Regions from separate parts of the Homo sapiens genome. Here region 1 is linked to region 2. Evidence: chromatin loops called from intact Hi-C (ENCODE). Cell type or tissue: OCI-LY7. All regions are shown on one strand. Each heading gives the region's core, and the rest is flanking DNA. Links, peaks and the distances in the headings are about the cores only. Region 1 overlaps ANKRD17 (ankyrin repeat domain 17). Region 2 overlaps ANKRD17 (ankyrin repeat domain 17).

What was found. A loop is a pair of places that touch in the nucleus more often than their neighbours do. Peaks named below come from ENCODE experiments on the same cell type or tissue, not always from the same donor. Only the 100,000 strongest peaks of a DNase experiment are listed, where the experiment ranks them.
Region 1: a loop joins it to region 2, with 2.3 times the contacts of the local background. A loop is called at or near these places in 2 of 110 quality-filtered maps.

The regions. Positions count from the first base shown.
Region 1 is chr4:73,217,351-73,234,009 of GRCh38, reverse strand. All of the region lies in intron 1 of ANKRD17 (ankyrin repeat domain 17), which reads left to right. Among named protein-coding and RNA genes, the nearest start is that of ANKRD17, 33 kb to the left of the region's middle. In OCI-LY7, for the core only: no CTCF peak of the experiment used is centred there; a DNase peak (open chromatin) is centred at 10,869; H3K27ac peaks cover 1,243 bases.
Region 2 is chr4:73,081,218-73,097,876 of GRCh38, reverse strand. It overlaps ANKRD17 (ankyrin repeat domain 17), which reads left to right. Exons shown (of 34, transcript NM_032217.5): 27 at 605-760; 28 at 3,649-3,798; 29 at 5,577-7,210; 30 at 12,431-12,628. Among named protein-coding and RNA genes, the nearest start is that of COX18, 20 kb to the right of the region's middle. In OCI-LY7, for the core only: no CTCF peak of the experiment used is centred there; no DNase peak of the experiment used is centred there; H3K4me3 peaks cover 372 bases; H3K27ac peaks cover 1,437 bases.

The sequences.
Region 1 (16,659 bases), core at 3,456-11,455, 140 kb before region 2:
GAGCTGTAGAAACGTAATGAATTTTCAGATTGAAAGAGCCCATCTAGTAACCAAAATGAATGGAAAAAGATCCACAATTTTAGAACTCTTAAGGACAAGAAGATCCCAAAATTATTGCCAGAGAGAGGGAAAAAATACGGAAAATCAAATAACTAAGTTCTTAGCAGCTGTGTTGAATGCTTGAAGGCAGTGGAACAGTGACTTCACTGTTTGAGAGACAATAGATTTTGACCTATGTTTTCTCTACCCAGCCCCTCTATTTTATCATGTGAGGACAATTGCATTTTCTATACTGGGAAAAAACGATGCACTTTGTATGAACATATTTGAGATACAGTAGCACAGAGAAAAAAATAATCCCAAGGTAGAGGATATGGTGGTAGTGGGGGGATGGGAGGGTGAGTGGGAAGAAATAGCTGCTGTGGCAATCTTGGGCCTTCAAAAAGAACTGAAGAAAGCTAGAAGGAAATTCAAGTTCTATTAGTCTGGAATACATGAACATTTCTTCAAGTAGTAATGTCTAAACAACATAAAATTAAATTTCCTTTAGTGACTAGTATTTATATAATCACATTGTAAGTACACTTTATTGATTTTCTGTTTTAGAATCAACCTAGAAAATGTATAAAATGGGCTTAATTATAGTTATGGAGTAGAATGCTTTATAAACCTTTATAATATAAAAATAATATCTATAAATTTAGGAGATGGAGGGCAACAAACGAAGGGGTCAGTGCTCGTTTTTTCGGTGGACAGTCAGTAGATAACAAGCATATAAAATTTGGTGAATCAAGATATGAAAGCAAAATGGCATTAAAGTTAAACTGGTAACTGTGCTAGAAGTCTATTAATGATGTAACATGTATTTTGCCATTTTGATGCAGGAGGGTAACAAGACTTATGGTTCGTCTTGTGCCTTTGTAGCCTTTGAATTTCTTAAAAACCCTAAGTGGATGCATCACATTTATAATGTTAAAAAGATTGCAAGGCTGGGCACAGAGGCTCATGCTTATAATCCCAGCACTTTGGGAGGCCAAGGCGGGTGGATCACTTGAGGTTAGGAGTTCGAGACCAGCCTGGCCAACATGGTGAAATCCTGTCTCTACTAAAAATACAAAAATTAGCTGGGCGTGGTAGCTGCGCCTGTAATCCCAGCTACTTGGGAGGCCGAGGCAGGAGAATTGCTTGAACCTGGGAGGTGGAGGTTTCAGGGAGTTGAGATCATATCACTGAACTGTAGCCTGGGCAAGAGAGTGAGGCTCTGTCTCAAAAAATAAAAAGGGGGGGTATTGCAGACATGTGGTGGCCTCTACCTAGTTGTTTAATACTGCTCTTTATGAAGTAAATATGTTCTCGGGCCAAGTGATTTTCGGAAATTGTCTGAGGTACAAATAGAAGACACAGGGATTAATTCTAGGAAATTAGAAAGTTGTGTAGAATACAAATGTGACTCTTTTAATGTAAGATGCCTAATTCTTTCTTGACTGGCTTACATGCTCGATTTTGAGTGTTAATTTCTGATCCCTTTCCATGAAATTTGACAGGAAACTCTTTTTAAAAAACAAATGTTTATTGTGAAAAATTCGGAAGTACAAAAAATTGGAAAATTCTGAGGCCTACTTCCTTCCAGTGCCTCTAAATAAGATGACATTTTATCCGATGGACTAAGGACCAAGTATAGAAACTAGTTTGTCCTTAAGGTGGAAGTCATGTGATCAAGGAGAGCTACAACTACTGGAGGCAAGGTATGTCTCCTGGAAGAGCTAGAAGAAGGAAGGTGGAAATAGAAATTGCCTTTTTCTCCCCCTTCCTTCTAAAGACGTGGCTGATCTTATATACTTAGCCCTCTCATCTTTGCTGAGGACCCATTGTGTGTCCCATGGCCTATAAATCAGGGTTCTCATGATCCCCTTCTTGAGTTTGATTAATTTACTGAGCAGCTCACAGAACTCAGGGAAACACTTATGTTTAATACATTTTATTGTAAAAGATATTACAAAGGATACAGCTGAAGAGATGCATAGGGTAAGGTATGGGACAAGGGGCATGGAAATTCTGCCCTCTCTGGGCGTGCCACCCTCCAGTAACTTCCACTGTGTTCTGTTCTCTGAAAGCCCTTCACGCCCTGTCCTTATAGGCGTTTATGGAGACTTTATTACATAGGCATGATTGATTAAACTATCAGCCGTTGGGGATCGATTTCACTTTTATTCTCCCCTTTTTGGAGTATGGGAGTTGGGGCTGAAAATCCCAACCATTTAATCTTCCCCTGGTCTTTCTGCTAAAACCAACCCTTATTCTGAAGCTACCTAGGGCCTGTCAGTCTTCAGTCAAATCTTAGCATATAGGAAGCCACATAACCACTTTGAAGATTCTAAGGATTATAGGAGTGTATGCCAGGAAACTGGTCTAAGACCAGAGACCAAATGTATATTTCATGATATCACAGGCAGTCTTTTGGTACTTTAAATAATTGCTTGCAAAAGTTACATCTTTAAATAATTGCTTGCAGGCAAACCATTCAAGGTTTGTTATGAATAGATTAGGCTGGAAATAGCAGAGCGCAGAGTGGTAACAGATATCTTGAGACCAGACTGATTGGAGCTTGTCAGGGACCCCAGACCATTAAGGAACCAGAGGAGAGCCAGTGATAGCAATGAGATTCCATGGTTACTTGGGTAGTTTTTACTTCCTGATTATTTTCCATGCCCTTGATGCTATCTTGAGTTACTTGGAACTGTTTCTTCATTCCCCCAGAGTGGTAGAAACCGGTGACTCAAGAAAATTGTCTTTAGATTTAAGCTTTTTCTTGTAATTTAAATTTTTATCCCCAGGTCCCCTAGACCTCCATTTTGTGTCTGTGTGTGTGTGGTGTGTATTTCTTTCTGTTGGTAGATATTTGCTTTCAAGTGGAGGACAAATGTGTTGCTGACGAGGTTGAAAGTGCTGTATCATCAATAGATTTAACCTATTTAAAATCAAAAACATTGAAATAAGTAATTTCTGTTATGTATGCACTTGTTTTTATTTTCATTTGAAAATGTACAATTCAGACAAATGGGAGGGTTGATTGTAAACAATAAATATTTTATCAGTTTTGTGTACATAGAACCTATTGTGAAATGCTGGAAAAAGAATGAATTCATGGTGTGACCCACCATGGGTAGAGACAACAAATGCGAGTGTCCAACAGACACAACTATTACTGGGGATGTGAAAAGAGGCAGCATTGCTTTGTTTCTTACTTTGTTTAGTACATTACTTACGTTGGGACAAGACTATGCTTGTATTTCATTCTGTACATAGGACACATCTGGATGAAGCGTTTTGTATCTAATATAATTCTCTTCTGTACTTTTCTAGGTTGAATTTCAGATTTCATTTATTAGTTGGATTAGAGAAGAATGGGAAGGGGACCAATTAGAGAAAAAAATCATTGAAGTTTTTAGTATTAAACATTGTCAAGAATCAGGATTGTGTTCTAGATTATAGCCTCTTGGAGGTGGACTAATTTTATTTGCCATTCTGTCTCCAGTGTATATAGTATAAACCCTGCCACCTAGTAAGTACTCAGTAAATGTTTGTTTAAATGAATGATCAAAATGCTAATGATGATCTTACAAAACAATTGTACTGGGGCTTTTTATAGTATGAGCCTTGAGAAAAATGTTTAAGCAAAAAAAAAATCTTTAATTATTTGAATATTACAAAGTAGTACATACCCTCCCTACCATTCCTTATATTTAGAATATACTACTGGATACTATGTTGCATTATTTTATTTATAATGTTACAATTTTATGTATCTTTAACTTAGTCCTTTCTTACATATATCCTTTAGATATTCTTCTACATTTCTCGAAGCATGTTCAACTGTCTTATTTTGGCAGTTCTGGTGAAGGCTTAATCATTCTTATTTTTAAATGTAATCATCAAAATTAGACCTGGAATCTATGCCAAGAAACTGAGATAGAAACTGTTTAGTGCTTTTTATGTTCATAAAAATTGTTTATGTGTGGCCCTGTATTCTTGTACATTAGATTTTTTTAATATGATGGATTACTTTAGAATTTCATGCTTTAAAAAGAGTAATTTGAACATAAATGTAGAAGGCAAAGAAATAAATGTATCCAGCAGTATTTTATTTAGTGAGAATATACCCAAATATTTCCCAAACAATTCTGGGTCTTTAAAATACTAAATTCTGGCAGAAGCATCTTTTCACAACTTACTACCAGGTTAAAAAACCCATTAAATATTGGGGGGAATTTGTATTTTATCAGAAGGAGATTTTTTTTTAAAGGGTAGATCATTGGACTCCCCATTCTTCTCTCTTCTCCACCTGTATATCAGCTGTATATATATATATAGACTCTGCATTGTGGTTGGGTTTTTTTTTTTTAAATAATCAATTGAAGTTCTTAATTTGTTGGAGAATTTATGTGTTTTTTTTGATAAGGATTTTTTAAATTTTTTTTGAAGTTAGATGAGAGGAGGTGTAACTTTGATTTGTGATTCTTGAAAAGTAGAAATGATGAACTAAGAATAAATCTGGATACATGATTTAAAACTAATATTGATTTCAGATCTGGATTTTTAGTAGACTTGTGTCAGTAACACTTTATATTTGTAGGGAAGCAGGCAGTCTCACTCACTGTCAGTATAAATTAGTTCAACTTTTTTAGAAGGCAGTTAATTGGGTAACATCTAAACTTTTATTTTATTTTATTATACTTTAAGTTCTAGGGTACATGTGCACAACGTGCAGGTTTGTTACATATGTATACATGTGCCATGTTGGTGTGCTGCACCCATTAACTCGTCATTTACATTAGGTATATCTCCTAATGCTTTCCCTCCTCCCTCCCCCTACCCCACAACAGGCCCTGGTGTGTGATGTTCCCCTTCCTGTGTCCAAGTGTTCTCATTGTTCAATTCCCACCTATGAGTGAGAACATGCAGTGTTCGGTTTTTTGTTCTTGCGATAGTTTGCTGAGAATGATGGTTTCCAGCTTCATCCGTGTCCCTACAAAGGACATGAACTCATCCTTTTTTATGGCTGCATAGTATTCCATGGTGTATACGTGCCACATTTTCTTAATCCAGTCTATCATTGTTGGACATTTGGGTTGGTTCCAAGTCTTTGCTGTTGTGAATAGTGCTGCAGTAAACATACGTGTGCATGTGCCTTTATAGCAGCATGATTTATAATCCTTTGGGTATGAACGTTAGAAACAAGATAAATGCCTGCTGGACTGGTTAAATACATTATGCAGTTCTGCAATGAAAATTTGAGCAGCTGTCAAAAATCAAAGATAAATATTTATGTACTAATCTGAAACAATTATGGAGTATTAAATATTAAAATTGGGATACAGAAAGTATGCATAATAGTATCCATCTGTATAAAAAATAATGTTACCCTAAGATGTGCTTGAAATATGTAGGTTATTTCTGGAAGGATACAATAACTGGTTGTGTCTCTTAGGATGGCTTGGTAAGAGGTAGGTTTGCTTTTCTCTTAAACCGTGAATGCTTTCCATGTACATGTATTACTTTTACATAAAAATCATAGTTAATAAAGAAGAAAATAAACTATAGTGGTAATAAAAAGAATATTACTTTTTATTCTTTATTTTGTGCTACATTAGACATATATCTAGATTCCTCAGTCATTTTATAGCATGAGTAGTTTAGGAGAAATAAAAGGTAAAATCATGAGAATGTGTTGTTTTAATAATGTATGGACTTTCAGAAATCTTACCAAATCGTATTAGCCTTTTAACTTAAATTCTGTTTTAATATCTTTCACTTATACTTGGTTTAGGCTCTTTCACACTTGGGTTTCATACTTATGCTTTACTATAATTTACACAGTAGAAAAGAGAAAAAGAGAGATACTATAAAGTAATGATTAAATTTAATAATTTTAAGAGGTAGAATTGTTTTAGTTTTTTTTCTAGTAGTTTATGTGAGTGGGCAAAATCATTAAATTTTTCCTACCACCAGTTGTCAGTCCTTGTTTTGTTTGAATATATAGATTTTGAAGCCTCACCATTCCCTAAGTTAAAAAATTGATAGGAATGAAACTCCTTTACAAGGAGTTTTCTATTAAAGTTTTACATGAAGGGAACAAACAACAAAGTGTTAAGTCATGCAAAACAGAGTTGCTTGCTTGTCAGCACATTTCTACATATTTTTTTGTTTTGATTTTCTTTTTCCTTCTTCAAGGAAACCAATGCTGGTCCTAAATAAAATTGTCAATTTTGGAAGATTCTTTCATTCAATCTAGGTATTTACTGAGCTTTTTTGTCCTTTACCTTCTTTTTATGAGAGGTTTCACTCTTCATTTTGGATATTTGAACATTTTCAGTCAATATTTTCTTTTATTATTTTAAATTATTTTTATATGTTTACATTTGTTTGCATAGCTTAATATGTTAATTGCTATTTACACTTTAATACTTCTGTTGGCAAAATAATGAAAAGTCTTGTGCCATTGAAATCCATTTTAGATAAATGGGAAGACAATTTTCTTGCCTATAAAATTAGGTTGAGGCTGGGTGCGGTGGCTCACACCTGTAATCCCAGCACTTTGGGAGGCCAAGGCAGGCGGTCACTTGAGGTCAGGAGTTCGAGAGCACCCTGGCCAACATGATGAAACCCCGTCTCTACTAAAAATGCAAAAATGAGCCAGGCGTGGTGGTGGGCGCCTGTAATCCCAGCTACTCGGGAGGCTGAGGCAGGAGAATCACTTGAACCCGGGAGGCAGAGGTTGCAGTGAGCTGAAACTGCGCCACTGCACTCCAACCTGGAGTGCAAAGCAAGACTCCGTCTCAAAAATAAAATTAGGTTGAACTGGAAGGTGGCTTGTTTTTAGGATGACAGGTTTTAGACAAATATGTATAAATTTCTCTTTATATCCTTTTGCCCATGGTATCCTGCAGTGACATAGGTAATCATATTGATGAAAAGGACTGGAAAACAGAATTAAAGGGGATACATTATTTTGCTATGTAACAAATAACTGCAGAAAATCTGAAATTTAGATTCTGTTTATATTCAATACTTCTAATATCTTATTTCAGTGATCCAGTGACCTAAAGATAGAGTAAAAGAACAAATGCTTTTGTTAGAAATTGTGGCACGTGCCTGTAGTCCCAGCTACTGGGGAGGCTGAGGCAGGAGAATCACTTGAGCCCAGGAGGTGGAGGTTGCAAGTTAGCCGAGATTGCGCCACTGCATTCCAGCCTGGGCGACAGAGCGAGACTCCACCTCAAAAAAGAAAAAGAAAGAATAAAGAAATTACTACTATTGGGCCAGGTGCGGTGGCTCACGCCTGTAATCCCAGCACTTTGGGAGTCTGAGGCGGGTGAATTACGAGGTCAGGAATTCAAGACCAGCCTGGTCAACATGGTGAAACCCCGTCTCTACTAAAAATACGAGAAATTAGCTGGGCATGGTGGCAGGCGCCTGTAATCCCAGCCGCTCTGGTGGCTGAGGCAGGAGAATTGCTTGAATCCAGAGGCGGAGGTTGCAGTGAGCCGGGGTTGCACCACTGCACTCCACCCCAGGCGACAGTGCGAGACTCCGTCTCAAAAAAAAAAAAAAAAAAAAAAACAGAAGAAAAGAAATTATTACTATTAGTAGCAATAATTTAAAAGGTATTAGGATACTGTAGTGGATATCAGACAATTCTCTTATCTGTGAATTTGTTCATTTAATCAAAAAATGCTGGCGGGCGCGGTGGCTCACGCCTGTTATCCCAGCACTTTGGGTGGCTGAGGCAGGCAGATCACTAGGTCAGGAGATGGAGACCATCCTGGCTAACACGGTGAAACCCCGTTTCTACTAAAAATACTAAAAGTTAGATGGGCGTGGTGGCACGCGCCTGTAGTCCCAGCTACTCGGGAAGCTGAGGCAGGAGAATTGCTTGAACCTGGGAGACGGAGGTTGCTGTGAGCCGAGATTGTGCCAGTGCACTCCAACCTGGGCAACAGAGCGAGACTCCGCCTCAAAAAAAAAAAAAAAAAAAAGCTTAAGAGCCTGCTCTATGCCAGAGTGCTGGCTCTAGGTATGCATTGGTGAATAAAGTGTTGCCTAATTTCTTTTTTCTTTTCTTTCTTTTTTTTTTTTTTTTTTTTTTTTGAGACAGAGTCTTGCCCTGTTGCCCAAGCTGGAGTGCAGTGGCGTGATCTCGACTCACTGCAACCTCCACCTCCCGGGTTCAAGCGATTCTCCTGCCTCAGCCTCCCAAGTAGCTGGGATTACAGGCGCCCACCACTACAGCCAACTTATTGTTTTTGTATTTTTAGTAGAGACAGGGTTTCACCATGTTAGTCAGACTCTTCTCGAACTCCTGACCTCAGGTGATCTGCCCGCCTGGGCCTCCCAGAGTGCTGGGATTACAGGACAGGCATGAGCCACCGCGCCTGGCCAAAGTATTGCCTGCTTTCAACAGTGTTGCCTGCTTTTTTCTAGTCTTTAAGGGAGACAGATAATAAATGATAGCCATAATTCTGTGAGAAAGCCATAATCACATATGTATTGTTAAAAACAACAGTAAATGTCAGAAAACAGAAGCACCCCATAATCCTAGAATGGAAGAGAAGGGGAGAGTGAAAGGTTTTATTAACTTTAGTCTTAGGGGCCCCCATTTCTTGTCAGATAAAGGATTTGGAAGGCCTATTCTTGGTTTATGGAAAAGGAGAGTGTTCCAGCATACGTTCCTTGAACTCAAACCTATCATTGCTTGATAGCATTAGAGGAAAATTTGAGGAAGGGAAACTTTGTTGACGACTTGTTTTAAGTCTAAAGATGGAGCAGTTTATTTGAAGCATAGAAAGAATTGACCTGGGAGGCAGGAAATAACAAAAGCCAGTTTGTAGTTTCTGTTTAAGCCAGGTCTCAACAATGTAAATTACTTTGAGCAGCCTTTAAATGCCAGGCATACCCATACCTAAATGTAAACACTAGGTATGGTATGAGGTAAAACATAGTGTCATTTGTTTGCCATTAATTCCACATACCCTTTGCAATCAGTTCTGGATTTGCATCTGGATTTGACTCTGCATATAACTGTGTGCCCTGTCTGATACTTGGTTCCCTTATTCGTAAAATGAGATTATCACAGGGAAGAAGTATAGTTGATGATTCTGGATATGGACTCCAGTCTGGTGCAAACTGCCTGAATTCAGATCTCAACTCTTCAACTTAATTAGCTTAGCTTGAAATAATTGGGCAAGTTGCTTAACCTCTTTTTGTCCCATTTCCACATACGTAAAATGGGGATAATAATAATATGTTTTAGGATTACTGTGAAAATTAAATGAGTTAATATATAAAAAGCATTTAAAATGGCATATAGTAAGCAAAATGTAGTTTAAAAATATGACATAGCTGGGTTGTTATGAGGATAAATAATATGTTTATTTTTTTAAAAAAAGAAATCATATATTGCTTGACACAGTATGGGTATTTCTTAAATACCAGAAACCGTGTAGTAGGTACTTTATATCATTTAATCTTCATATAAACTGTTAAGAAACCATAATCTGTCTAGTTGACTGCACCTAGAGCAGTTTCTGATATTTCAAGTTGAATGAATATTATCCCATTTCATGATTAATAAATTGAGGCCCAAGAGTACTCCAAAATCACCACTAAAACATGACATCACTTTGAGGAGATAGTACCAGCAATGTCATGCACATCATCACATCACTTTTCTCAGTTTAGAGCATAAAACATTGTTCCTTTTTGTTTTTGGAGACAGTCTCGCTCTGTTGCCCAGGCTAGGGTGCCAGTGGCACAATGGCAACATCCACCTCCCGGGTTCACGTGATTCTCATGCAGCCACCTGAGTAGCTGGGATTACAGGCATGCACTACCACGCCCAGCTAATTTTTGTATTTTTAGTAGAGACGGGGTTTCACCATGTTGGCCAGGCTGGTCTTGATCGAACTCCTGGCCTCAAATGATCTGCTCGCCTCAGCCTCCCCAAGTGCTGGGATTACAGGTGTGAGCCACTGCGCTCGGCCCATTGTTCCTTTTTCAGTGCATTTTTTCATATTCAAAGTTGTATAAGGAAGAAATTTGACAATCTAACAAGTTTTACTAAATGGAAGATCAATTACAGGAATGAATATAATATATATTGGCTCCACTGTCACTCACTCACTTTATTTGCTGTTTGATGATCCAGATTTGGTGTCTCTAAATTTCATTTATCTAGGATATTTTAGTCTCTTAGAGTATTTATTGTAAGAGAAAAAGGCCATTTCTTTGGTTAGTAAATGAAGTTAAAGGCACTACTAGAAAATGCATATATCAAATATTATAGCTTGCTTCAGTAACTGTAAATTAGTTGAATGTTAACCTGGTTCTCATAAGTATTTACAAGCAGATTAGTTTATAAAAACCAATTTACTATTAAAAAATCTACATTAGGATAATTATTTTTGAAACCCTGAAGTCAACTGTAATATGTATGTTATATAATACATTTGCCTGATGTAGCAAATTTCTAACTTGGCATTATCATGCCTCCTTCTTTGCGTCTTTAATACAACCATTAATCTCACTACAAGGCTTTACTAAGGATAAATTGCTGCGTAACCCACTTCAACCTCTTTTGTTCAACCAGGAAGCCAGACGTGTTAAATAGCTTTTTAAAAAATATGTTATTTCTTTTTTGAAATTTTAGGATTTTAAAAATTGAAGTGGTAAAATAAGAGACTTTATTTTGTCTGTTAAAATTACTTGACAGAAGTTTGCTTTGGAATAGAGCTTCTGTATCTTTAAAAAATACACAGTGAGTCACCCCCTGCTCTTTTGGTAGATGCCTGGCTAGTGAACAGCTAAGCTGCTTTAGGCATGTAATAGAACATTCCATTTCCTGTTCCCTTGCTGACACAGAGGAGTGTTCCTGCTGGCAATGATCTAATCATAGTGCAGTAAGAAACATGGCAGTTTGATAAAACATGGTGGAGACAGCGGCTGAAATGGAAGCATATGTTCTAGAAGACATTCTTGAGGTAGGGCTAGGTTTGTAAGTGAAATGAAAGTTGAAATCTGAACAAAGAAATCTTATCTGCCGGAATTATTTTACAGATGAATAGATTAGAGGAGAGAGCAAAGAGAAGCAGAGCATAAAAGCAAGACACGGTCAGACCTATTCCGTGTGAGAATGTTTCAGACTGGTTCACATGATTACTATAGACGTCTATAATTATTTTGTTTAAACTTCATGTTTCATAAATTGTAGATATATGTTTGTTAGGGAAAAAGGGGAGACTCAGGCTTAATAAAAAGCCTTGTGCTGGTGGTGACCTTTAGATTAACTCATTAGAAGGTGGGGTCTGCAAAGCAGCTTTGAGTAAGGTTTAGTATCATATGTCTTAGAATTCATTTACATATCTAAGCCTAAAGCTTTGCTGCAGTTAACTATTAAAAACGGTTATTTTAGCTTTAAACTAAGCATGTTTATATCAATCTGATTGCTTAATTTAGCTGGTATACTCTGGTCCTAGATTTTTCATGTGACTTTGATTATTATAAAACAAATTATTAAATTAAAAATATTAAAACCCTGAAATTTAGGGCACTGATGCTAGAGAGACATCAATACAAAATTACTATAATTTGAATCATGAACATTTTAAATTATATTTTCTCTTTTCTGGTTGTAAAAATTTTATAAGATCCTATTTGAGTATAAATCAGTCCAAGGAAATACATGTCAAAGTGAAACTATAATTGCTTTTGGCATTGAATGTAGTATACTATTAGAAATTTGTATTTATAGGTATAGGTATTTAAATCTCATATTCTTATCTGTGGGATTGTGTAGGGTTTTTCTTTTTTTTCCTCATTAGATAAAACCTGGGTAATTCAGATAAAGAGGCTTTATGGTGGTGAGTGGTATTCCTAATACTTAGACTGTTGAGATAATTTATTAACTATTTCACATCTTCAGGAAGATTATTTTACTGTGGGGAGAGGGCTTGGGAGAAGAAGCTGCAAAGGGAAGCTAGGCGGGGTTAGCAGGAGAAAAAAGCCTATGCGCATTATAAAGTGCTGCATGATCAATGAGTATTTTCTGGAGTCCCTCAGTGTGTGCTTGGAGCTGACATTGCAGCAAGTCTCATGGTTGTTCTGCAGAATGAAAACTGATTCCATTTATTACCTACCTCCTTGCAGACACCTGCCAATGTGCTCTTTTCCCCTTTCCTAAAAGCTGTTAGGTCTAAGTTGAATTGTGGTTAATTTTTATTCTTTTCTCTTTTATTTTTTACTTTGTTTCTATTAGTGAGTTTCCTTAAAAATGTGTGGTAAAATTATCTACTTAGAAATAGTAGTATAAACTTTCATCAAAGGAGTTTAGTAATTACAAGTGGCCACATGACTTTTTAGTGGTTCAGTTTAAATAAGCCTAATTAGATTACAGAGTTCTAGTGTTACATTTTAATTTGCTTTTAAAATTTTTTGGTTTGGATTTTAAAGAAGTGTGCTTTGGAGATTTTGATAAATCTATTTGACAATTTTTCTTAGCCATTTAAAACTTCAGCATATAACAGATTTTAGAAGTCTTATTTATGTTCTGAGGAAATCCTACTTGAGCACTGTTTTGTGCTTTATGCATAGGTTTTTTTAATGCTACCTGAACAACTGGCTTTTTATTATCTCAATTGTTTAATACCATGTTAAGATTTCATGTTACCTTATTTATTCAATGTTGCTAGTTATTAAAACAACCTCTGCAATTTTAGTTTTCCTAATTCTCAATTTATCTTAATTTAGTTTCTATGTACCTGTTGCATCCTATCATACTAAATAAGTAGCTTTTTCTCTTTATTTAAAATATCATTTGACTTAAATATTTGTCAATCTTGGTAACATTTTCTAAGTAGTAATAAAAGAGCCTTATCCAAAGTTATAAGTACTCATAATGACACAGTGCTAAAAATACAGAGTGCAAAGAATAAATTTGCTAACTTTGCAGATAAATGTACCATTTTCTAAAGCACCTCATATTGCAAGTAAACAGATATTTATTACATAATGAGCTTTCCAGAAAAATATATTCCCTAGCCCTCTACCCCCCACAGGGATAACTCCTTGAATAAATGTCCAGTAATGGATAATGAAGTTCATCTGTATACCACAGTGACAGTTTTATTATTGTACTTAATATTGAGCTACTTGAAGTTCATTACCGTAATTTTCACCTTTGTGATTTTATTTATTGAACATACGGAATTTTATGTAGATTATGCTTATTTGCATTGAATAAATATTAGACTCTTTTTTTCCTGTCTTTGTAACTTGATCTTTTGAATCATAAACTTCTTAAAGGTACTCTTATTGAATATTAGTTAACAAAAGTCAATATCATTAGTGAACATAACACAAATGATTTCTCATAATACTATGGCTTACCTTTTAAACTGTGATTACTGATTATATATGCCCACATATATTTAAGTTGACTATTTAGACCTTTAAAATCTTAAGTAAAATACTCTCTAAAATGTATAATAAAATTAGAAAAGGTGGATTTCAACTTACATCATTGCTTTTCAACAGTCCAAGGTAAGGGATTAAATAGAGTGTCTTGGCTATTTCATTTATTCAAATAATCCAGGCAGTAATTTTCTTCTCCAAACCAAAGGCATCAAAGTATTTCCGTTCCTTCTGCCTACCTTCTGTAAAAGGAACTAATACTCAGGAAAGTAGCCATATACAGATGGCAGAAAAAGGGCTGACAGCTCATATAAATACCTCTTTTCTTGTTCTGTTTATGTTTTCCTGAGACATGATTATAATTTTAGAATTTTGATGACCTTCCTGTAAAATTATGTGTAACAATAGATTGTACTACTTAGAATGATCAATAAGAGGAAAAATGTCTTCCAATTTTATATCCCAAATTTACATGGCCAAGGGCTGTGTATATAAACCTGTGGTTTATATGTTGGCTTTTTTATATGAAAACATGAAACAACTGAGAGATCATTTCAGAAACTTGGTTACTGTATATTTAGTGTTATTATTTATAATTGAGCCAGTTTTAGGAGTCTTAGTAATAAGAAATCTTCACAGATATTTCCATCCTTTAATTTTGATTAAGTTCAGATTGTTCTGGGTATAGTATTTGATATATTTTTGCTTTAAGAAAGTAGGAAATTTTATGAAAATAAAAATGTTTATATTGTTAAGTGTAATAATAACTCTCATACCCGTTCTTATTCTTTTGTCATCTAAAGCCAGGATGTCCAGCTTCATCTGTACTTGATGTTATAGGTTGTGGTATATAAAATAAAAGTGCCAACTCTCTATGGTTCTGTCTATGGACAGTGGGTTGAGGATTTGACTGAACCCTTTAGGTTGGAACTGAATTAAGGTTCAGATTTAAGCAAAGTAAGTAGGTTTATTATGGAAGCTTTTCTTGCTCTGTATTTATCTTAGCTGTTTTTGTTTTTTAAATAAAATTGAAAGAGTCTCAAGGAAGGCATCATTTCCTTTTGATTGCCAAGATTGTGGACTAATGGTAAATAGTGAATTCTAGGTCAAACAAGGGAAATCCACTTGCTATTTACCATAAAAATTATTTTTGGTAATGATATCAAATCTCCATGTGGTAGACTTTTTTTGACAGATACGTGTTATATTTCTTTTTATTCTGTAAGGCACATTGTTATATGTAATGCACATCATTTCTATACTATACCAGTAAGTCTTTCATAGATTTCTAAAGTAACCATGGTGACATTTTTCACTAGGAAAAGTTGTAGTAACTCTTAGAACCTAAATTGGTCTAGTGACTGAAAAGTTTAGATAAATATGTAAATCATTAAGAGTTGATAAAAGTAATATTTTCCATTCATCAAGAAGTTTTGGAATCAAGTTGAGAAATGTTGGACAGATATGGGTTTGGTTTGTTTGTTTGAGACGGAATCTTGCTGTGTTGCCAGGCTGGAGTGCAGTGACTCTTATCTCAGCTCACTGCAACCTCTGCCTCCTGGGTTCAAGTGATTCTCCTGCCTCAGCCTCCCGAGTAGCTGGGATTACAGGTGCATGCCACCACACCCAGCTAATTTTTGTATTGTTAGTAGAGACGGGGTTTCACTATGTTGGCCAGGATGGTCTCAATCTCTTGACCTCGTGATCCGCATGCCTCAGCCTCTCAAAGTGTGGGATTACAGGCGTGAGCCACTGCATTTATTGAGTACCTTCAGTGTGAGGCACTTGAAATTCAATGAGGTTAGTCCAGCTAATTTTGTCTCACAGAGGTGGAAGTGCAGAAGTAGAAGAAGATGAAGAAGAAATGTCTGCCATTGGTATCTTTTTTTTTTTTTTTTTTTTTGAGACAGAGTCTCACTCTGTCACCCAGGCTAGAGTGCAGTGGCATGACCTTGGCTCACTGCAACCTCCCCCTCAGGGGTTGAAGCGATTCTCTTGTCTCAGCCTCTGGAGTAGCTGGGATTACAGGCATGCGCCACCATGCCTGGCAATTTTTTGTGTTTTTAGTAGAGATGGGGTTTCTCCATGTTGGCCAGGCTGGTCACTAACTCCTGATCTCAGGTGATCTGCCTGCCTCGGCCTCCCAAAGTGCTCAGTAATGGCTTGAGCCACTGCAGCCGGCCTCTGCCATTGGTATCTTAAACAGTCTTGAATTTAGGATGCATAGATACATATTTTAATACTAGTATTTTACTTCATTGATTCCATCTGAATAGTTTGAAACTCATGTTTTCAGCAGTGGACTTAAAAAGCGGATATCCCTTATGCATTCTGAATTTTTCAGTAAGCAGATATTTTTCTTTATCTGGACACCTTTATGTTGTCACTTTTATGCAAATCTTTTTGTTATATGTATTTATGAATGTGGTGCTGACAAGAACATCCACTGGTTCTCATTTTTACCTATAAACCAGCATACGCGTGTGTATACACATACCTACAATACATATATTCACATTTATACTTACATATACTCCACACACACACAAACATACACACACATACTCATACACTCATGTTCTGCTTTAGGTGGAATATTTCTTATCTAAAATGTTTGGGACCAGAAGTGTTTGGAGTTTGGATTTTTTCAGGTTTTGGAATATTTGCGTATATGTAAAGATAACTTGGGGATGGGACCCACATGAGATTTACTTATGTTTTATATATACCTTATACACATAGTCCGAATGTAGTTTTATGCAATTTTTTTTAGTAGTTTCGTGCATGAAAACAAAGTTTTGATTGATCTGTCACACGAGGTCAAATGCAGAAGTTTTCACTTGTGGCATTATGTCAGTGCTCAAAAAATTACTGATCTTTGGCTAGGTGCAGTGAGTGGCTCGTGCCTGTAATCACAGCAATTCGGGAGGCTGAAGCAAGAGGATCGCTTGAGCCCAGGAGTTCAAGACCAGCCTAAGCAACATAGTGAGACCCTATGTCTACAAAAAAGTAAAAATTAAAAAAAAAAAGTTTTGGATTTTGGAGCATTTCAGATTTTGAATTTTCAGATTAGGGATGATCAACCTGTATATTTTGCAGTGAGGATACTCTTATTTGGAAGTCCAATTTTTCATGTAAGGGTGGGGTTGATGTTATAACATTGCTTTCATATGCCAATTTTGGGAGAATTAATGG
Region 2 (16,659 bases), core at 5,780-13,779:
CTATGTAATTTCTTTTTTTTTTGGTTGTTAAACTTAGCACATGAAAAATATGGATTGTGGTTTCCAAGGGATTATTACTGTGATTAAACTCTGCTAAATGTGTACCCTAGATAGTATCTTCTTAAAGTTGGCTCTTCAGGCTGGGTGCAATGGCTCATGCTTATAATAATAGCTCTTTGGGAGGCCAAAGTGGGAGGATTGTTTGGGCCCAGGAGTTCAACACCAGCCTGGACAACATAGGGAGACCCTGTCTCTACAAATAATTTTTTTTTTTAATTAGCCAATGTGATGGCATGCACCTGTGGTCCCAGCTACTCAGGAGGCTGAGGCAGAAGGATCACCTGAACCCGAGAGCTCAAGGCTGCAGTGAGCTGTGATTGCACTGTTGCGCTCCAGCCTGGGTAACAGAGCAAGACCTGTCTCAAAAAGAAAAAAAAAAAAAGGCTCTCTATATTATATGCTAAATATGAGGAGAAGTGAAAAATAAGGTCGTCATTTGTTATTTAAAAATAAATTTTTAAAAATTGGGTAGTAGACTACCTTTATCATTTAAAAATTCTACATCTGTTCCATATTTAATGTACTTTCCCTCTCTTTGTTAAAGATTGTCAGAAACTATCAGTGAAGGGACCAGTAATTCTCTATCTACTTGTACAAAATCTGGTCCATCTCCCCTTTCTTCTCCAAATGGGAAGTTAACAGTAGCAAGTCCTAAGCGTGGGCAAAAGAGGGAAGAAGGATGGAAAGAAGTTGTAAGAAGGTGAGTAATTGTTTTTGTCATTCTTTTTATGTGCTATATATCACAGTCAAGTGTTATCTACCTTATAATTAAATTCCTCCTACTCTTCTAAAGGTTGCAAACAAACTGATGGTTCAAGGCTAAATTTGACCAACAGAGAGAGCCTGTGCCATATTTTAGATGAAAAAAATTACGTGTTAATTTGGCCCCTCAAAAGTATTGGAGTTTGCTTTGAGAACTATTTTAGATTGTGTCTTTCTCAGCTTCGTTATCTCAAAGCCTTATATAATACAAAGAAGTATTATAAAAGCTACTTGTAAACATTTGATGAATTAGTAGGTATTGATGTTAAACTGTTGATCTAATCATAGTAACTGTTGTCTTTAAATCATAAGATAACTTTATTTTAAGGGTTTCAGGATAAAAATATTTTGTTTTGCATGGGATTTTAAAAATAATATGTATCCAAGAGTAAAAATACAATATCTCAGAAACGTAAAAGGAGGTAAGACACCTGAAATCCAGAAAGAATGTGATCCATTGTCACTCTTTGATAACTTATTTTAAAGAACTTTCCGGAAATTTCGTAAAAATTTAAACTTTTGGTTATCTGAAACAAAAGCTATAGTGAACCAAACTTAGTAACTACTGTTAATCCCTAAGTGCAGTATACAGGTTTTTGGCTTATTTCCTCCGTATTTTAGACCAAATCTTGTCCCCGTCATACCTATGTTTATTTCTGTCTCTATTTTCACACACTATACACACATTCTTTCTTTCACTCCTTCACATACACACTCTATTGGATTAATTGAAATCACATCATCAGAATATTCTCTATACACTAATAAGATAATTTGGTTTTTGTATATGCATTTAATACTGTGTTATACAGTTTGGAAATGATGATCACTGGCTGATTATCATGCTCTTTAGGTTAAAAAGAGTTGTTAGGTAACTTAGTTGTATATATAGAGAACAGGGATCATGCCCTTCCTTTTAGAAAATATGACAATTTTTAATACTTAACCATTCTCAATAAATAATTTGCTTGTTTATTGAACTATACTTGACTGCTTCTCTTTATTGAGAACTTTATACTGTATTTCTTTTAGAAATATTGTTTAATCAGCTTATCAGGAATTCGGGCCTGACACCTGTGGCTCATGTCTATAATCCCAGCATTTTGGGAGGCCAAGACAAGAGGATCACTTGAGACTATGAGTTCAAGACCAGCCTGGGCAACATAGCAAGACCCCATCTCTGCTAAAAACAAAATTAAAAAATTAGCTGGGCATGTGGTTTGTGCTTGTAATCTCAGCTACTTGGGAAAGGTGGGAGGATTGCTTATGCCCAGGAGTTTGAGGCTGCAGTGAGCTATGATCACACCACTGCATTCCAGCCTGGGTACAGAACGAGACTCTGTCAAAAAAAAAATAATAATAAAGGAAATCTATAATCTATATCTGAATGTTTAAAATTAAAATGTAATTTTGCAAGTATTAGATGGATATTGCTTTTTTTTTTTTTTTTTTGAGATGGAGTTTTACTCTTGTTGCCCAGGCTAGAATGCAATGGCGTGATCTCGGCTTGCTGCAACCTCTGCCTCCCAGGTTGAAGTGATTCTCCTGCCTCTGCCTCCCGAGTAGCTGGGATTACAGGTGCATGCCACCATGCCCGGGTAATTTTTTGTATTTTTAGTAGAGATGAGATTTCACCATGTTGGCCAGGCTGGTCTTGAACTCCTGACCTCAGGTGGACCACCCACCTTGGCTTCCCAAAGTGCTGGGATTACAGGCGTGAGCCACCGTGCCCGGCCTCAGATTTTGCTTTTTAAATTCTAGTAGGATTTTCTTTTTCCGGACATTATTAAAGATTTTTAGAAAGTTTTCATATTTGTGGATGGTCATTTTAATGCTACTATAAGAATACAGGGAAGTAATGAATATTTTTTCTTTTTTCCTGAGAAGGAGTTTCACTCTGTCACCCAGGCTGGAGTGCAGTGGTGCAATCTCAGTCCACAGCAACCTCCATCTCCCGGATTCAAGTGATTCTCCTGCCTCAGCCTCCTGAGTAGCTGGGATTACAGGTGCACACCACCATGCCTGGCTAATTTTTGTATTTTTTTCAGTAGAGACAGGATTTCACTATGTTGGCCAGGCTGGTCTCGAACTCCTGACATAAAGTGATCTGCCTGCCTTGGCCTCCCAAAGTGCTGGGATTACAGGCATGAGCCACCACTCCCAGTCATGAATTTTTAACATCACTCTTTGAGTTATGTATATTAGAGAATAAAAAGAAGCATATGAGTAAAGCACCAAAAGGGGCCCACAAGAAGTCTTTCTTGACTCTTGAGGCTAGATTAGATGCCCAACCAGTATATATACACACACACATATAATATATATATATACACATATATACATGTATATATTATACGTATATACATATATATGTCTATATATACATATATGTATATATAATACATTTGTGTGTGTGTACACACATACTATTGCAACACTCATGACATGGTGGTGTTTTCATAATTAGCGTGTAGATAGTCAATATATGTGGGCAGAAACCCATGTCTGTCTTATTTACCGTTAGTATTTGCATTAGCACAGCACGTGTCTACATAGTATGTGCTTTACCGATACAAGTGAAGAATGATAATCAACAAAGCAAACAATCTTTGATAGTGAGATGAGAAGCTATAATAAAGCTTATCTGTCTGTTGCTCCTGATTGCCTTTTCTCTGTTCATCTAGAGTAAGAGTAAATAGAAGAGGCTTATTCAACAATATTCTGTATTTATAGAAAGACATTTTAGTAATACTCTTTCCTCTTTTAAAAATTACAATAACTATTGTTAATGACTAATCTTAATTTATATATACAACTTTTAAACAGGTCAAAGAAAGTATCTGTTCCATCAACTGTGATATCCAGAGTGATTGGAAGAGGAGGCTGTAATATCAATGCTATTCGGGAGTTTACTGGTGCACACATAGATATTGATAAACAGAAAGACAAGACTGGAGACCGGATAATCACTATAAGGCAAAACTTTGTCTCTTACATTTTCTTCCTTTATTTTATTGCACTATAGCTTAATGAAATACAGCCATATGAGTTTTCAGTGGAACTTTGTGTTACATAGTATACTTTTTAAAATGGGAATTTTATTAGTGTTTGAGAAGATAAATTTTATAGTTTTCTTTTTTCCTAGGTAATACACTTTTGTGAAGTGTTTCAGAGACTTTTATAGGAATTTGTATGCATGTGTAGCAAAGGTTTAAATAAATAATTTCTGTACATAAACTGTTTATATGACATTCTTAAAAATTTGTTCTGAGACTTTTAGGGAGCGCATTTCTAACATTTTAAGCAGTGGGTTTTTGTCTTTCTCAAATAACCTTTGAGATTTGTTATTCTGAGATTGTGTCTTTAGAATTTGAGTTCTTGGGCTGGGCACGGTGGCTCACGCCTGTAATCCCAGCACTTTGGGAGGCTGAGGCGGGCGGATCACCTGAGGTCAGGAGTTCGAGACCAGCCTCAACATGGGGAAACCCCGTCTCTACTAAAAATACAAAATTAGCCGGGCATAGTGGTGCATGCTTGTAATCTCAGCTACTCGGGAGGCTGAGGCAGGAGAATTGCTTGAACCTGGGAGGCAGAGGTTGCGGTGAGCCGAGATCGAGCCATTGGACTCCAGCCTGGGCAACAAGAGTGAAACTCCCTCAAAAAAAAAAAAAAAAAAAAGAATTTGAGTTCAGATTTGAATCTGAAGTGAAGATATAACTTATCTTGAATAACTCGTCGAATATGTCTATGCCTGAATATTCTTAAAATAAAAGTGATGTTCTAAGAAATCATAAGAATGTAGGAAGCTATATTTAATTACTTTAAAGTAAATTCATGTTCCTTTGAAAAAGAGTTTTATATTTTTTACATGGCAGATATAAGTTTGTATGAGGCAGATGCCCCTTTGCATTATATAGGAGAGCTAATAGTTACATCATACCTCAAAAATAAGAAAGCAAGTAGCCATCTCTATTTTATTCATCGTCCTCTCCTTCTGACTGGTTTTCCCCTGGGTATTTGGGTAGTCACAGCCTATCTTATCTAGAAAAGAGGGAACCAGATACCCTTTATTGGTAATTGCTCCCTTGAGTTTCCATAAATATCAAATATTTTCCTGAAGATCCAGCACTAAGGTTTTATATGGCTATTTTTGGCACTATCAGGATTCCTGCATCATTTTAAGACATCTTCCCAGAGGAGTTACAATAATTATCCTATTAATAGACAAACTACTAATGAATTTTTAGTAGACGGAGTCATCCCAGATACCAAGATTTAAAATAAAATACTGTTTTCTTACTCAGTTGTATTATTTTCCTTGTTTACTTCTATTATTTTTAGTGTTGATTAACTGTTTCAATATTTTTAGGATTAAATGTTTCAATAACATTGTGGATTACATAGGCTTTTATGTGCAGTGGTTTTTCTAACTGTAGTGTATTTTACAGTAGGAAAATGGTTTCTTAGTCTAAGGAAACAATAGTGAAATGTATTTTTGAAAAATAAGTCATTTACTATTCTTCTGAAAAATAAAAGTAGTAATTCAGGACAGTTTATTGCTTTGTTTGTAGAATACCTCAGGAATGGTAAGAAAATTGCTGCCCAGCTTTTGTTATCTGTCCTTTGTTTGTATGTGTGTATGTATATACACACAAAACTGTGTGTGTGTTTGTGTACATAAATACATATTAAAAACACTTTACATACTCAAAAGTAGGGAAAATTCTACCTAATTTTTTTTTCTCAATTTATAGGGGTGGCACTGAATCAACAAGACAAGCAACTCAATTGATTAATGCTTTGATCAAGGATCCAGACAAAGAAATTGATGAACTTATTCCAAAGAATCGTTTGAAAAGCTCCTCAGCAAATTCCAAAATAGGGTCATCAGCACCTACCACCACTGCTGCTAACACTTCCTTAATGGGAATTAAAATGACAACTGTAGCTCTGTCATCAACATCTCAAACTGCCACAGCACTCACTGTGCCTGCAATTTCTTCTGCATCCACTCACAAAACCATTAAGAACCCAGTGAATAATGTGAGGCCTGGTTTTCCAGTTTCTCTTCCATTAGCATATCCTCCTCCACAGTTTGCACATGCTTTGCTTGCTGCTCAGACTTTCCAGCAGATCCGTCCACCAAGGTTGCCCATGACCCACTTTGGAGGTACTTTTCCACCAGCTCAATCCACTTGGGGTCCGTTTCCTGTCAGGCCTTTGAGCCCTGCCAGAGCTACTAACTCGCCTAAGCCTCACATGGTGCCTCGCCATAGCAATCAGAATAGCAGTGGTTCTCAGGTGAATTCAGCAGGTTCTTTAACTTCAAGCCCAACAACTACAACCAGTTCATCAGCTTCAACGGTGCCTGGTACATCTACAAATGGCAGTCCAAGTTCACCTTCTGTCCGAAGGCAGCTTTTTGTCACAGTTGTGAAGACATCCAATGCCACCACAACAACAGTCACAACCACGGCAAGCAACAACAACACTGCACCCACAAATGCCACATATCCTATGCCTACTGCCAAAGAACACTATCCAGTATCATCCCCATCTTCCCCATCACCACCAGCCCAGCCAGGAGGGGTTTCTAGAAACAGCCCTTTGGATTGTGGATCAGCATCTCCAAATAAAGTGGCATCTTCCTCCGAACAGGAAGCAGGTAGTCCACCAGTAGTAGAAACAACAAACACTAGACCTCCAAACAGCAGCAGTTCTTCTGGGAGTTCATCAGCTCATTCTAATCAGCAACAACCTCCGGGATCTGTTTCTCAGGAACCAAGACCACCTCTTCAGCAGTCTCAGGTTCCTCCCCCGGAAGTTAGAATGACTGTTCCTCCTTTAGCAACAAGTTCTGCTCCAGTGGCGGTGCCTTCTACTGCCCCAGTGACTTACCCTATGCCTCAGACACCAATGGGATGCCCCCAGCCTACTCCTAAAATGGAAACCCCTGCTATTAGACCACCCCCTCATGGCACAACTGCCCCTCACAAGAATTCAGCTTCAGTGCAAAATTCATCTGTTGCAGTCCTCAGTGTCAATCACATTAAAAGACCTCACAGTGTTCCCTCTTCTGTCCAGCTACCTTCGACCTTAAGTACACAAAGTGCTTGTCAGAATTCAGTACATCCAGCAAATAAGCCTATTGCTCCCAATTTCAGTGCCCCCTTACCATTTGGGCCCTTTAGCACATTGTTTGAAAACAGCCCTACTTCTGCTCATGCCTTCTGGGGAGGATCTGTTGTTTCATCTCAGTCAACACCAGAATCTATGCTATCAGGAAAATCCTCATATTTGCCAAATTCAGATCCTTTACATCAGTCTGATACTTCCAAAGCTCCAGGTTTTAGACCACCATTACAGAGACCTGCTCCAAGTCCCTCAGGTGAGTTTATATTTTCTGAGATTCTGCAGCTGTTCATTTGCACAAGTGATGTGAAAATTCTTGGTCATTTTCTAATATTTTTATTCTCTGGACGATATAGACAAAGATTGTTGGATTTAGTTAACTCAGATGCTGTTGTTTGTGTTTAGTATGGTGTTATTTTTAAAAATCTTTTTAAAAGCTACCATAGATTTTTATTTAATTTTCCATAAATAAGTCTTCTGATCAGGCGGGGTTTTTTTGTTTGTTTGCTTTTTGAGACAGAGTCTCGCTCTGTCACCCAGGCTGGAGTGCAGTGGCATGATCTCAGCTCACCGCAACCTCTGCCTCCCAGATTCAAGTGATTCTCCTGCCTCAGCCTCCCGAGTAGCTGGGATTACAGACGTGCACCACCATGCCTGGCTGATTTTTGTATTTTTAGTAGAGATGGGGTTTCACCATGTTGACCAAGCTGGTCTCGAACTCTCAACCTCAGGTGATTCACCCACCTTGGCCTCCCAAAGTGCTAGGATTACAGGCGTGAGCCACAGTTCCTGGCCTAGGCGTGTTTTTCTCTCTCAGAAGTCTTTCATGTTTTAATTTAATAAGGTACTGTCACCAAAAGTTTACATTTATTACAAATACAAAATAACAGATTTAAAAAATTGGGTTTCATTTCGCATTATCTTTTTTATTTCTAAAATAATTTTAAAAATAGAGCTACACAGTCTGATATGGTAGCCAATAACCATGTGTACTTTTTAAATTTAAATTAATGAAAATTTTAAAAATAAAAAAATTAGCTTCTTAGGCTACCCATATTTAAGTGCTTAAAAAACACTTGTGGCTGGTAGCTACCATATTGGACAGCAAAGATCTAGAACATTTCTATTATCCAAAATTCTACTGGGCAACACTGATATATGTAGAAGATACAAAGATCTCCTGATTGTAAGCTATTGCTTTTTTAAAAAAAACTTTTTACTTTAAAATATTTTTAGATTTATAGAAGAATTCTATAATTCCTCAGCTTCCCTTCATGTGACCATCTTACATAACCATGATACATTTCGAAACTAAAAAAATTAATATTGGTGTAGTACTACTAACTAGACTACAGATTTTAGGCAGATTTCACAAGTTTTTCAAGTAATATCCTTTTTCTATTGTAGGATCTAATCCAGGATGCCAGTTTCCATTTAAAGCTGTTGGGTTTTAATATAAGCATTTCAAGTAATTAAAGATAGTCCACGTAAGAGATGGACACACTATGGTCTATGGGCCAAATTTGGCCTGCTGCCTGTTTTTACATTTCTTAAATGTTTAAAAAAAAATTTTTTTTTTTAAGAATAGGCTTGGCACGGTGGCTTGTGCCCGTAATCCCAGCACTTTGGGAGGCTGAGGTGGGTCGATTGCTTAAGCCCAGGAGTTCCAGACCAGCCTGGGCTTAAGGGGAGACCCCATCTCTACAAAAATATAAAAATTAGCTGGGCATGGTGGTGCATACCTGTAGTCCCAGCTACTTGGGGGGCTGAGGTGGAAGGATGACTTGAGCCCTAGAGGCAGATGTTACAGTGAGCTGAGATCACACCTCTGCATTCCAGCCTGGGTGGAGACCCTGTCTCAAAAAAAAAAAAAAAAATTTAAAAAGAATAAACATGCAACACAAAATATGAAATTTTAATTTCAGTGTTTGTAGAGAAAGCTTTACTGAAACACAGCAATGCCCATTCATTTGCATATTGTATAAGGCTACTTTTATGCTACAATGACAGAATTGAGTAGCTGGGACAGAGACCATGTGACCTGCAAAGCCTAAAATATTTGGTATTTGGCTCTTGGTTGCCAACTCGTTATCTGTGTTATTGGAAATATGACATTCCGGGACAAAAATTTCCAAGTTTAATGGGAACTCAATGTTATTTTTACCTATTTCTGTAACATGTAAATAAAATTTAATGAAGGTGGTCAGTAAATATTCTTTGCTAAAAGTCAACTGAAATATTTATGTGTACTATGAAAAATAATTTATTTTATATTAAAACAATAGAATCAATATAATTAGATTTTAGATCATTATGTGCCAGTGCGTAGGAAATGCTTTAAGTTTGATTTTTATAGTAGTTGGAATTTAATACTTTACCTTTCCAAAAATGTGATAATCTAGGTGTGGGATTCAGAAAGGCTAAAATTAAGCTTTAGAGAACAAAAAAATAAATTCCTATTTTTTGAAAAGGTATAGAAGAAAGACCTCTGTAAGAAAGGTGAGGTTTTTAGGGAGTGTATAGTTGATGAGAGCCAAAATTAGCATTGAAGTTTAACTTACAAGTCAATTACCTAATTCAGGTCATTTTGAGTTAAAGATACTCCTTTTATTACATAGGAAGTATGTCCTTTTATTTTCTCCTAAACCTCTCTCAGATCCTAATTTTCACTTCTCTCTACTTCTTCCTAATTCATTTTGTGTTCCATATTTTTCTTCCTTTGTTTAACTTTTCTTATGTAAATAATTTGATTATTTGTATTTTAGACTCAGATCTGTTTTTATAGTTTGTATTTTGAAAAGTTATTTAAGTCACATAAAGATCTAAGGACAGAATAAGCAGCATAGTAAATACTTGGTATTTCCACATTTATTAATATATTCTCTGCTTGTTAACATCTTTTCAAACTCTCTCCCTCACTCCCCTCCCTTCCTCTCTCCCCTTTTCCTTCTTCCCTCCTTTTTTTTCCTCTCTTTTGCTGCTTCCTTTTCTTCCCCCTCTCTTGTCTTGTCTTACCTGTCTCTCCCCTTCTTCATCCTTCTTTCCTCCTTTTCCCCCTTTCTATCCTATCTCTATTTTCTTTTCTTCCCCATCTTTTGTCAAATCATGAGAAGATAACTTTCAAACATGATACTTTACCCCTAAATACTTTGATATGGATCTTCACAATGTTTGCCTTCACAGCTATGCCACTATTACTGCACCCAATAAAATGAGGATGAATTTGATAATAACACCCAACATAAAATGCCATTTTCCCAAATATATTCTTTCTGACTATGTGTGTCTCTTTTCCTTGCCATTTGATCCAAGACTCAATCAAGATTCACACATTACTTTTGGTTGTTATGTGTCTTTGGTCTCCCTCTGTCTAAAGTATTCTACTGCCTTCCTCTGTAATTCTTGACATTGACTCTGTGGGCAAGTTTAATTCAGTGATTATGTCAATCCATGATTAGATTCAGATCAAATATTTCAGGAAGGAGCATCATATAGGTGATGTTTTGAACCTCACACTGCATTTTATCAATGACAGATTGGCTGGATGTGGTGGCTCACACTTGTAATCCCAACACTTTGGGAGACTGAGACAAGAGGCTCATTTGAGGCCAGAAATTTAAGACCTGCCTGGGCAACATTGTGAGACCTTGCCTCTACAAAAATAAATAAAAAAGCTGGGTGTGGTGGCATGTACCTGTAATCCCACCTACTTGGGAGGCTGAGGCAGGAGGATCACTTGAGCCCAGTAGATGGAGGCTGGGGTGAGCTATGAGCAACAGAGCAATCTCCTGTCTCCTTAAAAAAAAAGAAAAAATGATAAATTGTTCCAGTATTGGCTGTGGAAAGCATGGCCGTGTGGTTAGTATGTAATTATCAGATCTCTTCATTGTAGAATTGTATCTACAGCCCTTTTTTGCCCTGTAGTTTTATACAACTCTTTGGTCCTTAAACCTATTTAAAATCCTACAGATATATATATATATATATATATATATATATATATTTTTTTTTTTTTTTTTTTTTTTGAGATGGAGTCTCACTCGGACGCCCAGGCTGGAGTGCAGTGGCACAATCTAGGCTCACTGCAACCTCCGCCTCCCAGGTTCAAGCATAAAATCCAATATTGACATGTGTTCTATAAAAGCTAATAAAAGGTAAAACAAAAATATAGCTAGGTGTAATGGTGAACACCTGTAGCCCCAGATACTCAGGAGGCTGAGGCAAGAGGGTTGCTTGAGCCCAAGAGTTTGTGGCTACCGTGAGCTATGATCACATGCCACTGCATTCCACCCTGAGCAACAGAGAAAGCTGTCTCCTAAATTAAAAAAAAAAATCGTTGACAATTATTTTCTTTCTTTTTTTTCTGTATTTTTAACCCGTTAGACTAAAATCAGATAGGTTACTTGTGTAATAGTTTAGTGTGTAAACATTTGTAATACTTTTTTAATGAACATATTTCAAAAACAAATGTGTACCTGTAAGAGAGAAAAAGAAGAGGAAGAGTAAATGTTTTATCTTTATCCCTAAAAATAAACATTTAAAAAAAAATGTTATCTAAAAATCCCTAAAGGTAAACGTTTATTCTTCCTCTTCTTTTTCTCTCTCACAAATACACATACATTCGTTTTTGAAATAGGAACATCTGGAAGTTTCACTTTCTGTTTTATATATGGTTTTTGGTTTTGGATTTTTTAAATAAGTTTGCATTAATTTTATGATCAATAAAGGCAACAAAAGTCCACTTTGACAGAAAGCCCATGTAAAGGAAAACTAATGATCCTTTTTAACTAAAACATTAATGCCCACTAGTGCTGAAAGTACTAAAATCAAGAATTAAATTTGTTCCCAGTAAATTATAATTTGAATTTAAGAGTATAATGTGATAATTGTTTCTTTTATAATTATCTACATAGTTTAGTTTTTTGTGTGTGTGAGACAGGGTCTCACTCTGTCACTCAGGCTGGCATGCAGTGGTGCCATCACAGCTCATTGCAGCCTTAACCTCCTGGGCTCAAGCAATCCTCCCACCTCAGCCTCCCAAGTAACTGGAACTACAAACACGCACCACCAAACTTGGCTAATTTTTTTTTTTTTTTAATTTTTTGTAGAGGCAGTCTATCCTGGCCTTGAACTCTGGGTTCAAGCAGTCCTCTCACTTTGGCCCCCCAAAGTGAGATTCATGCCTGGGATTATAGGCATGAACCACCACACCCAGCCAGGAACTTTTTTTTTTTTTTTTTGAGGTGGGGTCTCGATGTGTTGCCCAGACCAGTCTTGAATGCCTGGCCATAAGCAGTCCTCCCACCTTGGCCTCCCAAAGTGCTGGGATTACAGATGTGGGCCACCACTCCCAGCCGGGATTTTTTTAATTATCTAAAATAGTTTTGAATATATTTAGGGCCTTTTAGAATTTTAAGGTATCTCTATTTCTTGCAGGAGTAACTATTATAAATTATGATGACCTTCTACATTATAGGTATTGTCAATATGGACTCGCCATATGGTTCTGTAACACCTTCTTCAACACATTTGGGAAACTTTGCTTCAAACATTTCAGGAGGTCAGATGTACGGACCTGGGGCACCCCTTGGAGGAGCACCCGCAGCTGCTAACTTTAACAGACAACATTTTTCCCCGCTTAGTTTGTTGACTCCGTGTTCATCAGCATCAAATGGTGAGTTTTATACACCGTAATTCCATAAGAATCTGCATATGTTTTCTTAAAAACAGCAGGTTTCAAACCTCATCATAATTTTAATACCATAAAAAGGTAATTTGTACTCTTAGAAGTCTGGAATTTCAAAAAAATTTCTAGGTATTTAAATGATTAGAATCAACCTAGGTTCTATCAAACCTAAAATATTGAAGTTTTTCTAAGAGGGATTTTTATTATTTTTTATTTTTATTAGAGACAGGCTCTCACTGTGTTGCCCTCGCTGGTTTCGTCAAACTCCTGGGCTGAAGCAGTCTTCCTGCCTTCCAAAGAGCTGGGATTACAGGTGTGAGCCACCACACCTGTCCTGAGGGATCATTTTTTGGGGGAAAAAAATTAATCCTTGTACCTGTTATTAATTTATGTTTACTTTTAGTTTTGAGAATACAGGTACCAAGGAGAAAGATTTCTACCCTTGAGTGAAAATTACATCCTTTTAGTCCACCTTTAAATCTCATCTAGGCTGGGCACAGTGGCATACACCTGTAATCCTAGCACTTTGGTAGGCCAAGGCGGGTGGATCACCTGAGGTCAGGAGTTCAAGACCAGCTCGGCCAACATGGCAAAACCCTGCCTCTACTAAAAATACAAAAATTAGCCAGGCGTTGTGGTGTGCACCTGTGATCCCAGCTACTTGGGAGGCTGAGGCAGGAGAATTGCTTGAACCCAGGAGGCGGAGGTTGCAGTGAGCCGAGATCACACCACTGCACTCCAGCCTGGGCAACAGAGCAAGACTTCATCTCAAAAAAAAAAAAAAATCTCATCTGCATTAACAACACAACAGATTTCACATTATCACATGTGTTTTTTAACTACAGGCAGACTTTTGAAGCAGTGATTAGATTTTCTTTCTTTCTTTTTTTTATTTGAAATGGAGTCTCACTCTGTCACCCAGGCTGTAGTGCAATGGCTCAAGCGATTCTCCCACCTCAGCCTCCTGAATAAATGGGACTACAGGCATGTGCTACCACACCTGGCTAATTTTTGTATTTTTAGTAGAGACAGTTTCACTACATTGGCCAGGCTGGTCTCAAACTCCTGATCTCATGATCTGCCCACCTCGGCTTCCCAAACTGCTGGGATTACAGGTGTGAGCCACCAGGCCTAGATTTTCAAACTAATGAAGATCAGTCAGCAATAGAGAATTCAACTCAACTAAGAGAATTCTGTAGTAAGGTTGGATATGTTTGTTTTCCAGGTAAAGATGTGAAATTGCTTATCCCTTAAGGAAGTTATAGTAAGACTTCGGTTTTTTTTTTTTTGTTTTGTTTTTTTTTTTAACTATCAAATTTCTTCTAACTAGCAATACTGGAATAAATAACAGTTAACCTAATTAACTTAATGAAAGAGTAAAGAGTTATAATTATTTTAGAGATACATGTCAGAGTACATTGCCAGTTAAAGCATGAGGTAAATTGTAGCCTGCAATGAATTTATATATTCATAGTTTTTCTTGTGTTTGTCAAATAGTGGCAGTCATATAGAATATTAATTATCCTTGCACAGCTCCCAAAGTGCTGGAATTACAGGCGTGTACCACCACACCACCCAGGTTAGGTTTTTTAATACATGCTTTTGAATATAGTGCTATATTGTAAATACAGAGTATCATTGAGGGCATTACAATTGCTTTTATTGTTGCCACATTCCAGTAACTATTTTGTTACAAAAAATTTCAGACCCATAGAAAAGTTAAAGAATAGTTCAAGGAATATCCATATTTCCTTCGCCTAAATTTCCCAATTATTTTGTTATATTTATTTTCTCTCTCTACTGTTTTGCTGAACCATTTGTAAATAAGGTGCAGATATGACACTTCAGACCTAAAAACATGCATCACTTAAGAATAAGGATATTTTCTTATGCAACCATGATACCATTGTCAAATACCTAATAGGTTAACATGAATTCAGTAAGAATTAATCAGTCCATATTCAGATATCTTCAATTATTCCAAAACGTTTTTTATAGATGTTTCTTTCTTGAACCAGGAACTACCACTCAAGGCTCACATATTGCATTTGATTATGTCTCTCAGATTTTGTAATTAATAATTTTAAACTTTCAAGAATACCACAAGGATCCCTTGTATATTTTTCCCAGATTCACCAATTAAACTGCATTACTTCCTTTCCTCATCATATATTCCTCTGTGTGTGTGTAAAATTATTTTATTCCTGAACTATTTTACAGTTAGTTGTAGACGTCAAGCCCTTTTGCCCCTAAATAACTTAGTTTCCTAAATATAAGAATGTTCCCTTCAACAACTATGATGCAGTGTTTAAATTCAGCAAACTTTACATTTTATATTATTATCTAATATATGGTGCATATTTACATTTCATCAGTTATCTCAATAACTTTATTATTTTCTCTCATCCAAGATTCTAATTAGGACTGCAAGTTACACTTAATTCCCATATCTCTTTAGTCTCAAATAATCTAGAACTGTTCTCTGAGTCTTTCTTTAACTTTCAAAGAAAGATTCATTTTATGAAGACTACAAGCCAGTTGTTTGCTAGAATGCCTTTTATTTTTATTTCCTACTATTTCTTCCTGATTAAATTCAGGGTATGTTTAATAAACACTGAACTAAACTGTGAGAAATGTGCAGTGTAATTTTACTGTAGGAGCACTTTTTGTTCTTCTCCTTTCTTTTCATGTAATTTTACTGTAGAAGCACTTTTTGTTCTCTCCTCTCTCCTCTCCTTTTCTTCTCACGAGTTCTGTCTCTGTCACCCAGGCTGGAATGCAGCAGTGTGTGACCATAGCTTACTGCAGCCTCAATCAAACTCCTAGGCTCAAGCAGTCCTCTTGCCTCAGCCTCCCAAGTAGCTGGGACTACAGGCACTTGCCATAGCACCCAGCTAATGTTTTTATTTTATTTTTATGTATTTATTTTTTGTAAGATGAGGTCTTACCATGTTGCCCAGACTGGACTTGAACTCCTGATCTCCAGAGATCCTCCCACTTTAGCCTCCCAAAATGCAGAGATGCTGAGATTACAGATGTGAGCCACCACGCTTGGCCCCCCTTTTTTTTTTTTTTTTTTTAAATAAAAAGATAATGTATCTCTCTGTTGCCCAGGCTGGAATGTAGTGGCACAATCTTGGCTCACTGTAACCTCCACCTTCTGGGCTCAAGCAATCTTCCTGCCTCAGCTTCTCAAGTAGCTGGGACTACAGGTGTGCACCACCATGCTTGGCTAATTTGTTAAATTTTTTTTTGTAGAGATGAGGTTTTACCACGTTGCCCAGCCTGATCTCAAACTCCTGGCCTCAAGTGATCTGCCCACCTGGGCCTCCCAAAGTGTTGGGATTGCAGGTGTGAGCCACCACACCCAGTGGCCCCACTTTTTGAATTTGTAAATCACATTGCTCTTTCAATTTTAACTCAGGACTCTGTTATCATTTCTAAACTGTGGTGAAGTTACCGTGGTATCAGTGAAACTTAAATCCTTAGGCCACTTCATTTTATGGGGTACTTCCAAGTGCTGTACATGATTTTTTTATTTGTAATTTTTCATTCTTCTAAAAAAGGTTCCCAAAATTTTGTAAGTTTAAGGCCCCACAAAACCTAGATCTGCCCCATCCTCTGAAACCTGTTTCTCTAATATATAAGCTGATGTTTTTAAATAACATGGCTCTGAATTAAATTTTGCTTTTTTTCTAATTGAAGTAATTATAATAATTAGAGATGTGAAAATTATTTTAGTTAGGTTCTTTTCATGAAAAGGAATATAGGCCCATCCAGGGACTCTCATGGAAAATGATGTTTATATAAGGCTATGCAGAACCATTTTCCAAACCGTCCAGGACTTAGGGATAGCTATTCTCTCTCTCTCTCTCTCTTAGAGGATTTGTGGTCTCTCACTCATGGTCTGTTTCTTGTCAGTTTCTTGCATTCTGCTCTCTTTACACCTAAACTTCTTCATAATCTTACCTTGTATATGCACATCAGTGGTTCAACTTCATAATTAATTAAACCAGTTA